2 separate regions of the Mus musculus genome follow, and region 2 is linked to region 1. A link is a loop called in an ENCODE intact Hi-C map of the cell type or tissue named here. Cell type or tissue: left cerebral cortex. All regions are shown on one strand.

Region 1 (5,000 bases):
CTGGAGCGACCTTGAGTGTGGGTGGTGGGTGGGGTGGTGACAGGACACTACCAGGGGATTACAGAGCCCATGAGAAAGTCCAAAGCCAAGGAACAACTACAGGAACTACTTAAAACCCCTTTTCTCCTACCCTGGCTCCAAGTTAAATCCACCCGACACAAACAGGACCAGGACCCGAGGCACTAGCATCTGAGGACACGAAGAGGGAAATCTCGGGGTGTGTGGGGGTTAACCTTGACCTCCTCTCCCCTTAGTTCCTCCCCCTTGGCTTTCCCAGCATCCCTCCCGCTGGGGCCGTTGTCAAGGCCAGCATTTCAGCTCCCGCTGGGATCCCCAGTTCCCTGCCCCCCAGCCAGCATCATGACCCGGGCAGCTTCCCTGAGCCTCGAGCGAGCGAGCAGTCCCTTAGGTTTCTCCACGACACCCCCAGCCCTTGCCCGCCCCACCCCCATCTCTACTCGCTCCAATTTTAGGTTTCCACTTTGGATGCTCTCGGAGACCCCCAACCCCATCCTGCCCGGGGCTCCCCTGCCCCCTTCTCTGTCTGCTCTGCCCAGTGTTCCCCCCCACCTCGGGTCCCCTTAGCCCCGCTTCCTCCGGGCTCCGCGTCCCTTTAGTCCGGCGTTCCCTCCCCCCCCCCGCTCCCCGCCCCCCGCCTCCCGCCTCCGTCCCCACAGCTCGGCGTCCCCCTCGAAGCTCCGCGTCCCGCGCCCGCCGCCCACTCCGCCTCCGCCCCCGCATCCCCAGCGTTTCCCCTGCGAGCTCTCCGCCCCGGCCCCGGCCCCGCCCCCGCCGGCCGCCATGTGACGGGAAGCAGCTGATGGCCTCTGCGGGCGGCAGCGGCGGCGGCATTGGCGGCGGTGGTGGCGGCGGCGGGCGCGGCCGCGGCGGGGCGGGCGCGGAATGAAGGCCCACGGCCCTGGGGGCTGAGGCGCCCGCCGCCTGGGGCGGGCCGCGCGTCCTCATGGAGGCCGGAGGTGAGTGCGGCCGCGGCGGGGCGGCGACCGAGGCGGGGAGGGCAGCTTTGTTTCACTTTCGCTGTCAGCTGCGGCAGCCGGCCTCCTGCCACCGCGGGGACCGGCCGCCGTCCCTGAGCGAGCCCACTGGACTGGGATGGCTCCAGAGTCCCCGGGTCGCCTGCGCCATGGCCGGGCTTCTGGCCTCAGCGCCCATCGCGGCTCGGTAGTAGCTGCGGCCGCTGGGTGGGTGCCTGGGAACGGGGTGGGGCCCCGGACACTGCCCCGGGGTGACACGTAGGTCCCGACACCCTAGTGGGTGAGGTCCACAGCTGTCACCACGAAAGCTCAAAGTGAGAGCACGGGATGAACTTGCTGGCCGCCTGGAAAAGCGCAGAGATGCTAGGGATGGCTAGACCTGCAGCCCCTCGGGGCTTCTCCCTGGAGGGCTCTTGTCCCAGCGTCCTGATCACGGAATAGTAGCGTGGGTTGGGGACCTGGGGGAGGGGGCTGTCGCCACACTCCAGGGTCCCCAAATACCGGAGCTGAAAGACAGATTCCGTAGGGGGATTTTAAGAGTCAAGGCCTAGGGCTCAGACTTGTTCCGGTGAAGTTGAAGCTTCACCCAGGTCTGGAGGACTCGGATGCACCAGAGGGCTGGCAGGGCCGGATGGGGTTGTTGGAAAGGCAGGTGTTCCCTGGGGTGGTGTCCCCTTTGCATTTAGGAAATGACATTTCTTTGTTTGCAGGAGCCAGGCTTTCAGGGAAAGGTGTCGCGGCAGCTCCTCTCCCGGGTTTCCATCTAGATTAAAACCTTTCAGTATCTTCCCTATAGAATTCTGTTTAAATGGCCCCTACTGTTTTCTTCTGTGACTCTTTTTATAGCTTCCGTTTTCGTTTCCATTGATGCCTCAAAGTTGTATCTCAAAGCAATCTGTGACCAGACCACCTCCCCCCCCCCACACACACACTTTTTTTTTAAACCGGAATCTTTTCCAGTGCAGAGTTTTTCCCTAGTGATTGACGTCTGTGTGGTAGGCGGTGGGCAGAGCTGTTGGGAGCTACCAAGCTACTGTTAAAAAGGCCAGACACTAGGCCAGAGTTTTACTCTCTTTTCAAACTGAATAATGTCTATTGTAAAAGGATTACAGTAGAAAACAGTAGAACGGTGGTTACAATTAATTTATTCATTCAACAAATATTTATTATCTGGTATGTGCCGGGCACCCTCTGGGTCCTTGCTGGCCCAGAGTAATATAATAGCAATATGTAATTTAAACGTAGACACATTAAAAAAAGGCAACAGTTGAAATTAAAAAGGATAACGTATCTAAAATATTTCAAGTTTAATTTATGCCATGAAACAAAAATTATAGGAATGTTTTGGAGACGGAAGAATTTTTCTGTGTGGGCGTTTTAACTGCCAGTTTGTCTGCACCACGTGCTGCGTGCAGTGCCTGAGGGGGCCAGAAGAGGGCGTCGGAGCCTTTGTACCAAGTTACAAAGAGTTGTGAGCCTCCAGGTGGTTCTGGGGATGGAACAGCAAAGCGGCTCCTATGCAGCTGTAACAGCTGAGCCATCGTTACCGCTAAGGCTTTACAGTGTGGTGTGTGCTTTATAATTTTTAAAAACTATTCTTAGATTTACTTTTTTATATTTTATGTGTGTGTTTTGCCTGCATGGATGTCTGCACAATGCATGCACCTGGTGCCTGCAGAGGCCAGAAGAAGGCATCAGATCCCTCGAAACAGGAGTTACAGACAATTGTGAGCTACCATTTGGGTACTGGAAATCCAGCGCAGGTTCCTCTGCTAGAGTAACGAGTGCTTTTAACTGCTGAGCCATCTCTCCAGTTCCATGTATTATATTCTTAAAGATTGATTTGTTTATTTCATGCATGTGAGTACACTCTAGCTGTCTTCAGACACACCAGAAGAGGACATCCAATCCCATTACAGATGGTTGTGAGCCACCATGTGGGTGGGTGCTGGGAATTGAACTCAGGACCTCCGGAAGAGCAGTCAGTGCTCTTAACCACTGAGCCATCTCTCCAGCCCCGTATTATAGTCTTAATAGACTTCCACAGTTCAGGGGTTCAGTAACTGCTTATGGCTGGTGACTAGTGACAGACAGGCAAGGTGGTTTGAGGAGGAAATAGACCCCAGATGCATGCTAACCACAAACTCAACCCAGAATTCCCTAGTGTAAAGAAAGCTAAATGACTAAAGCTAAAGGACAGCGACTTAGTCACCCTGCTGAGTTAGCAATGTCACCAAGAAGGTGACATGGACACAGAGCGCTGATTATTATGATGGAGCAGCCAGTCAAAACTCTCCAAGCTGGCCTGGAGAGACCAGAGTTCAGCCATTAAAAGCTAGGCTCACAGCCAAAAAATATGAGAGTTTGGTTCCCAGCACCCACGGCTGGGCAGTCTCTCCAGCCACCAAAACCAACCAACCATCCAAACAAATCTCTCCAAGCTGACAGCTCAGCCTAGCAATGCAAAGATCCCTCGGCAGGAGGAAGGATTACCAAGCTTGCTGCCAGCCATGCTCCTGCCTCCACCTCTGTTAAAGGGGCTTTCCTTGTGTGGAAGAGGCTTTGATAATCCTCCTCCCGTTCTGCCTGTTGTACACATCCCTTGTTTAGTTGGGAAACCTGGAAGGGTTAGGGAAATGTCGGTCAAAGGTTACAGAATCTCCTTTAGCTAGGACAGTGACTACAGTTAATAACAGTTAGGTACTTGGAAACTGCTGACAGGTTTTTAAGAGAGTCCTCCCCGAGAAAAATGCGGAGAATGTGAAGGGGTGCGTACGCTCATTAGCTTAATTGAGCCCTCCTCTCCCTGTATGTTGGCTTTCCCACTTATCCGTACGTCACGTGGTGTCCAGAAAGTATGCGGGGCGTATTAATTTACCAAAGTCCTGACCCAGCCGCGGCGGGCCATGCAGGTACTGTCTCAGATGAAGCTGGATCCTCCCAGTTCTGCTTGGTTTGTTTGGAAGTGCTGTACGAATTACAGTTTTGTTTTCCAGTTGCCAAGTTTAGTTTGGGCCCAGACTCCAGGAGACTGGTGTCTTCTTTTAGAATCTAGATTCCTGACCTGAAATAGCAAAAGATGAAACCCCCCAGACCCCAGAAATAGAGTGTGAATTCTGGGCAGGGCTAGGGTTTGAGAATTCCAAATGAACAGTGGATGCCACATGCATCTTGGTAGTCCAATGGGCTCCACTTCCTGTGTATTTAAGAGGTATTGCATGTCTGTCACGAGTATCTCTTGGTAGCCTGACCGCTTGCTTTGGGAACAAACAGACAAGATTTGCTGCTGTGAGCAGACCTCCTAGTGCCTGGGGCGGGGCCGGGGGTGAGGCCGGAGGGGGGGGTGGGGGTGGGGGAGTGGTAATGACCTCAGTAGTCAGGAGTTCTAGAAAGGAATTAATGAGGAGTTGTGAAGGCCCTTGATTACTGCCTGGAGGGAGGAGTCCTTTGAGGCAGACACAATGAAGATAAGGTGCAGCCTTGGAGAGCTGGTGCAAAGTCCAGAGGTTGGAACTAACTGAGCTTAGTCAAAGGGGCCTGATCGTGCTGGAGCTGAGGGTAGGAACTGGGTAAGAGAGACTGCAAGCTAAGAAGTAAGAACAGATGAGAGGAGTCAGAGCAGGCCCCAGAGAGCAGTGAGAAGATTGCCTGGTAGGCCCGGCAACAGGTGCTGCTGGAGAGATTCAAGAAGTAGCCACGGGGCTGGAAAGGAAGGTTAGCGGAGGCTTTCGGAGACAGACTTGATGGGACTTGACTGTGAATTTGGTCTGGGCAGAGAAAGAAACAAGGGCTGAGCCTTTTATTTTGTGTAGAGCGTCATCCGTGCCATGCCATTGTTATCAGAGGAGAGGGCAATGTGTGTGTGGGAGGAAGTGAGTCAGGTGCAAGTGTGCCAGAGGGACACAGTTTTCCCAGCCTTATCATGTTGACACGAGGCCAGAACATGTTCATATCCACAAAGTAATGCTCATGCAGACATGTGTTTGCACATCTCTGGCAGGAGCC
Region 2 (5,000 bases), 57 kb after region 1:
TCAGGCCTAACTAATTGTCTCCTCCCACTCGTCCCAACTCTGGGAAAGCCATCAAGGTTGTTTTCCCGCACCCTCCAGCCCACCAAAGCCACAAGAAGCCACCAGCCAAGCCAGGAGAGCTGCACAGAACCCTGTGAGCTGGGCGCGCACCTGCTCCCGGGTCCCCGCGCACCTGCTGAGCCGCGCTCCGGCCTCGTCTCGCGAGATCCGGGCTGGCGTAGTGGCCCCCACCCCCACCCAGGCCACCGAGTACCTCTCCCCGCCCCCGGGCCGGGCCTCCCCGCCACCTTGGGGACCAGCCCGGCCCCCCTCTTCACCCCCACGGCATCGTAGCGGCTGCGCTCCGCACGCAAGCCCCTCAGTCCCAAGGGACCCCGCCTCCCCGGCTGGAGGGTGGCCCGGCGGGCAGGTGCACGCGCCGCCTGCCGCCAGCGGGTCCCAGGCGCGCCCAGAGTGCGGGGACCCGGGGACCGGCTGCGCGCACGGCGCCTCTCGGCGCTGCATCCCTCGCTCCGCTCCGCTCCCCACCCCGCCCAGTGATTGACAGGCAAGATGTCGGTGTGGAGCGAGGCAGGAGCGATTTCAGCAGCCGTCCCCCCTGGAGCCCGGCGGCGGCAACAGCAGCAACGGCGACAGTGGCAACAGCAGCAGCAGGAGCAGCAGCAGCAGCGTTGTCGCGGGGAGCAGACCGCAGCCAGCCGCAGTGGGCGCCGCAGCCGCGCCAGCCGTGCGCACAGCATCCCGAGAGCGCGCTGAGCGCGGGGACCCGCGGACCATGCCGTGTCACCGCGACCAGGAGGGGGGCAGGCGCGCTCCTTTTTGACATAAAAGCCAGCCCGGCCAAATAGATTTATATACATATAATTCCGCCCTTCACGGAGCCGGTGTGCGAAGCGTGAGCTCTATTTCCCTCTGCCTCCTCCTTCCACTTCTCCTCCTCCCCTTCCTCCTCCTCCTCCTCCTCTTTCTCCTCCTCTTTCTCCTCCTCCTCTCTAAGTGTACAGACTGCACCCTACCACCTGGTTGGCTTCTGACAAACGGGCATCTCTCCCTTTTTAGGGACCAGAGACACAGAGAAAGAGAGAGGAGAGAGGAGACAAGGGACATTCTAATGCAGACTGCCTGATACTCTCCCCCGCCCCAAATAATAATAAATTTTGGCTCTTGTCCCCTCCTCCACCCCCCACTCCCCTCAAGCTTGTGTGAGATGTTGGGTTTCTTCAGGAGACACCGCTGAGAAGTCGCAGAGGTTGGGGAGGCGTAGGGGGGGTGGGGGTGGACTCCCTCTACCTCTACTCCTTCCCTCCCCCTTTTTTTCTTTCTGGGAGGAGGTGGAGGAGGAGGAGGGGAAGGGGGGGTTGCAGAGCAAGCGATGGATGAGGAAAACATGACGAAAAGCGAAGAGCAGCAACCTCTGAGTTTGCAAAAAGCCTTGCAGCAGTGCGAGTTGGTTCAGAACATGATCGACCTGAGCATCTCCAATCTGGAAGGGCTTAGGACCAAGTGTGCAGCTTCCAACGACCTCACGCAGAAGGAGATCAGGACCCTGGAGGTAGGTGTTGCCTGGGGTGGGGGTGGGGGGCAATCCTTCCATTCCTTCCCCTTCTCCAGTCTGTCCCCTTTCCCTTTGGGATTCTGTGTGTTGACGGAGGGCCTGGGAAGGGGGGGGGGGGCTAAAGCAGGTGGGCACGAATGATGCGCTATGATTTATCACCTGGCAAAGCCAGCGCGGCTGTCCCTCCCTTCCCTTCCCAGTGCGGCTGTTGTCTGTGCTCGGCCGGGTGGTGGTGGTAGCAGTAATAATTGCTGTTCCGTATTTATTATTATGGGTTGTAGCTGTTGCCATGATTATTCTTTTCTTGTGGGAAGAGGGAGTTATTATTGTTGTTATTATTTATTATTATTATATTATTATTCTCATTCTCTCTCTCAGATTTGTTTACGGGGGCTTGAGTGCTGGGTGCTATGTTAAGGAGCTGCAGGGAACCCACGTGACCTTGTGCGTTCTGCAGGTGGTCAAAGGTGGTTTTGCCTGGTTAGATGGGGCTGCTTAAATGAATTCAACCTTTTGCTCTGTGTCTCACCCCCCCCTTCCCCCAATCTACGCCTTAGAAAACCAGATGCGTGAGAAAAAAAAAAATCCCCATTTCTAAAACAATCGTTTGATGTGTGTGTGTGTGTGTGTGTGTGTGTGTATGTGTATGTGTGGGGTCTTTGCAGGCCCAAAATGTGTAAATGTTACGATTGCCTGGAGTGGTTCTTGCACTAGGTGGCGTGGGGAAAATGCTCTTGGGCTGCCTTGGTGAGACTTGGAGGATAGGGGTCCAGGAGACGGGAGTTTCGTTTGGCTCATTTGTAGCATCTTCTCTCCAGCAGAACTTGAGGGGAGTTGGGAGCAGTTTGCTAAGAGAGGGTGGTAGGGATGGCTACAAAGTTACCACCAAGAAATGGAAGGAACTGTTTTCCTTCAAAGGCCATTTTCCCCTCTAGGGGATGCTTTCAGGGTTTTGTGAAAGACCTGGTGTACCGAAATCCTCCAGCAACCTACCTTGTTCAAAATGTCAGAGGGATTCAAGCAGCCCCTTCAACCTCCTTCCCTCGAAGGCCCAGCTGTCCACATTGCATGATTTAATTTGGGAATTCCCACTAGCTGGCATCTGCCAGAGAGTGGTGGCTGTGGAGCCCAGAGCAAAGGAGGCTTCCCATTGGTATGGCCATGTATCCCGGAGCTGGCTGCTTCGGTTGGCCTCTGGCTTGGTTTGTGAGTTCCGGAAGCCTGAAGTGTTTCATCAGTCCTGGCTGATGGGGTCATCTGTATGAATGCACCTCTTGGACTCATTTGTCAGGCCTTTTGTTTCTCCTCCATGGTTTTAAGTTTGACCTGATGTCTGTATTGGTGCAGGAGACTATGGTTTGGAAAGAGGAGTTTGTATGTGTGTGTGTGTGTGTGTGTGTATGTATGTGTGTTTAAATACGGCGCTTGCTGCCCTTGGCTATGTATCTATGCTCACCTGTCAAGCGGGAACATGAGCCCAGGGATGAAATAAGATAAATGTGAATGTGGGAAGGGTGTTGGGAGGCCCAGGCATTGCCTTTCTCAAAGGAGAGAGAGAGGGGGGGTTGACTAACGATTGCTGCTGGATGAAAAGGTGTGGGCTGTTGTTAGCCTAGTCCTTATTTCTGCACAGGGGCCCAGGACAGATTTGGATTCAGAACTATACATGGGAAAGCTCATACAGGCCCCTGAGGGCCACCACCTCCACCATGTCTCTTCTCCTGTCATCAGCAAACCCCAGTCTAGGCGGACGATTACAGTCTAAGTTGCTCAGAGTTTCCTTCTGTTTCTTGCTATGGTGTTCTGTCCTCTGTTCGCTGACTCCCTGGAGAGCAGTGATTAACAGAGCCAGGCACTCTGTGGCTGGGGATGGAGCCCAGTGGTGGAACACTTGACTTTTGTAGTGACCTGGGTTCAATCCCCGGCACTTCTGCAGACACATACACAAACAACGGGCACCTGGTTCAGTGATATCTCTGCAAGATGTCTTGTATTTGAAATTAGGGGACAAAGGGCTGATGTGCTGGTTGGGAAGTTCGAGTCATAGGTTATCGTAGTTAGGGTTCCTATTGCTGCAATTGAGACACCGTGACCAAGGCAAGTGGGGGAGGAAAGGGTCTAGTTGACTTATACTTCCATAGAAATATATCAAAGGAGGAAGTCAGGACAGGAACTCACACAGGGCAGGAACCTGGAGGCAGGAGCTGACGCAGAGGCTATGGGAGGTGCTGCTTGCTGGCTTGCTCCTCATGGCTTGTTTAGTCTGCTTTCTTTTTTCTTTCTCCTCCTCCTCCTCCCCCCTCCTCCTCCTCCTTCTTCTTCCTCTTCTTCTTCTTTTTAAAAGAACTATTTATTTAGACCTCTGGAAGAGCAGTCAGTGCTCTTAACCGCGGAGCCATCTCTCCAGCCCCTCATTCTGCTTTCTTATAGAACCCAGGCCCACCAGCACAGAGATGGCAGCACCCACAATGGGCTGAGTCTCCCCCACCCCCGATTGATCACCAATTAAGAAAATGCCTCACAGTTGGATCTCATGGAGGCAGTTGCTCAACTGAGGTTCCTTCTTTTCAGATTACTCAAGCTTCTGTCAAATTGACCTAGTAGCCCACACAACAGGAAGCACATTTTTTTTTCTGGATCTCACAGTCTTGAGGGTACCACAGGACACACCAACACTTGGTCCACAATGCCCAGTGACGCTTCTGGAGCAAGCATGACAGTTTCAACTGCCTAGCTCCCCAGGACCAGGGTAGAGGAGAGGAGCCCTGGAGAAGGTATGGTTGGGCCAGACTTCATGTTTGCAGTCACCAAGCTTTTGACCCTCCCAGCTATCTGATAGCCTGAAGCCTCATGGTGGTGCTGACTAAAATGTGGGTTCCCAGCATCTGATGGCCACATTCGAATTTAGCTGAAACTGGAGAGAGGGTCCAGGATTCTGCATTTAGTATGCAGATGGTGTACTTCTGTGCGTAGTTTTTCTTTGGCGGTGCTGGGAATTGAACCCAGGACTTTGTGAATGCTAGATGAGGGTTCTACCACTGACTGTATCCTCAAGCCCCAGACCTTGTGTTTCTGATTAGGGACACTTTGTGAATTACTAATCGAAGCTGGGTGTGGCAGTGCACACCTGTAATCTTAGCACTTGGGATGCTGGAATGGGGAGGAGGGAACATCCAAGGCCAGCGTGGGCCACATGGTAACATTGTGCCGCAAATTAAAAAGGAAAAGAGAACTGTATTGTAGCTCAGTGGTGGAGGTCTTGCCTAATATAGCATGTTTAGCCCCCAAATTCTGAAAAAGACAAAAACAAAACCTACCAGGAACAACAACAAAAATCAACAACAGAACCCTGAATCCATTAGGGCATAAATGTTTCATTAGCGTTCCAGCTACTTCTCTGTATCTCTGTATCTCTCTCTCTCTCTCTCTTTCTAGCTATCTATAT

The links. Hi-C counts contacts between places; a loop is a spot of excess contacts. Peaks named below come from ENCODE experiments on the same cell type or tissue, not always from the same donor. Only the 100,000 strongest peaks of a DNase experiment are listed, where the experiment ranks them.
Region 2: a loop joins it to region 1, with 7 times the contacts of the local background. A loop is called at or near these places in 5 of 42 quality-filtered maps.

What each region holds. Positions count from the first base shown.
Region 1 is chr5:117,356,497-117,361,496 of GRCm38, forward strand. It overlaps Wsb2 (WD repeat and SOCS box-containing 2), which reads left to right and starts at 809. Exons shown (of 9, transcript NM_021539.5): 1 at 809-977. The coding sequence starts at 965. It overlaps Gm42012 (a long non-coding RNA gene), which reads right to left and starts at 364. Exons shown (of 2, transcript XR_878716.2): 1 at 131-364. In left cerebral cortex, a CTCF peak has its summit at 2,420 (motif pointing right); DNase peaks (open chromatin) are centred at 280, 798, 1,617, 1,949 and 2 more places; H3K4me3 peaks cover 2,773 bases; H3K27ac peaks cover 2,995 bases.
Region 2 is chr5:117,413,457-117,418,456 of GRCm38, forward strand. Ksr2 (kinase suppressor of ras 2) reads left to right here and starts at 546. Exons shown (of 20, transcript NM_001312914.1): 1 at 546-1,552. The coding sequence starts at 1,373. In left cerebral cortex, CTCF peaks have their summits at 614 and 2,301; DNase peaks (open chromatin) are centred at 220, 681, 1,341, 2,351 and 1 more place; H3K4me3 peaks cover 3,312 bases; H3K27ac peaks cover 2,499 bases.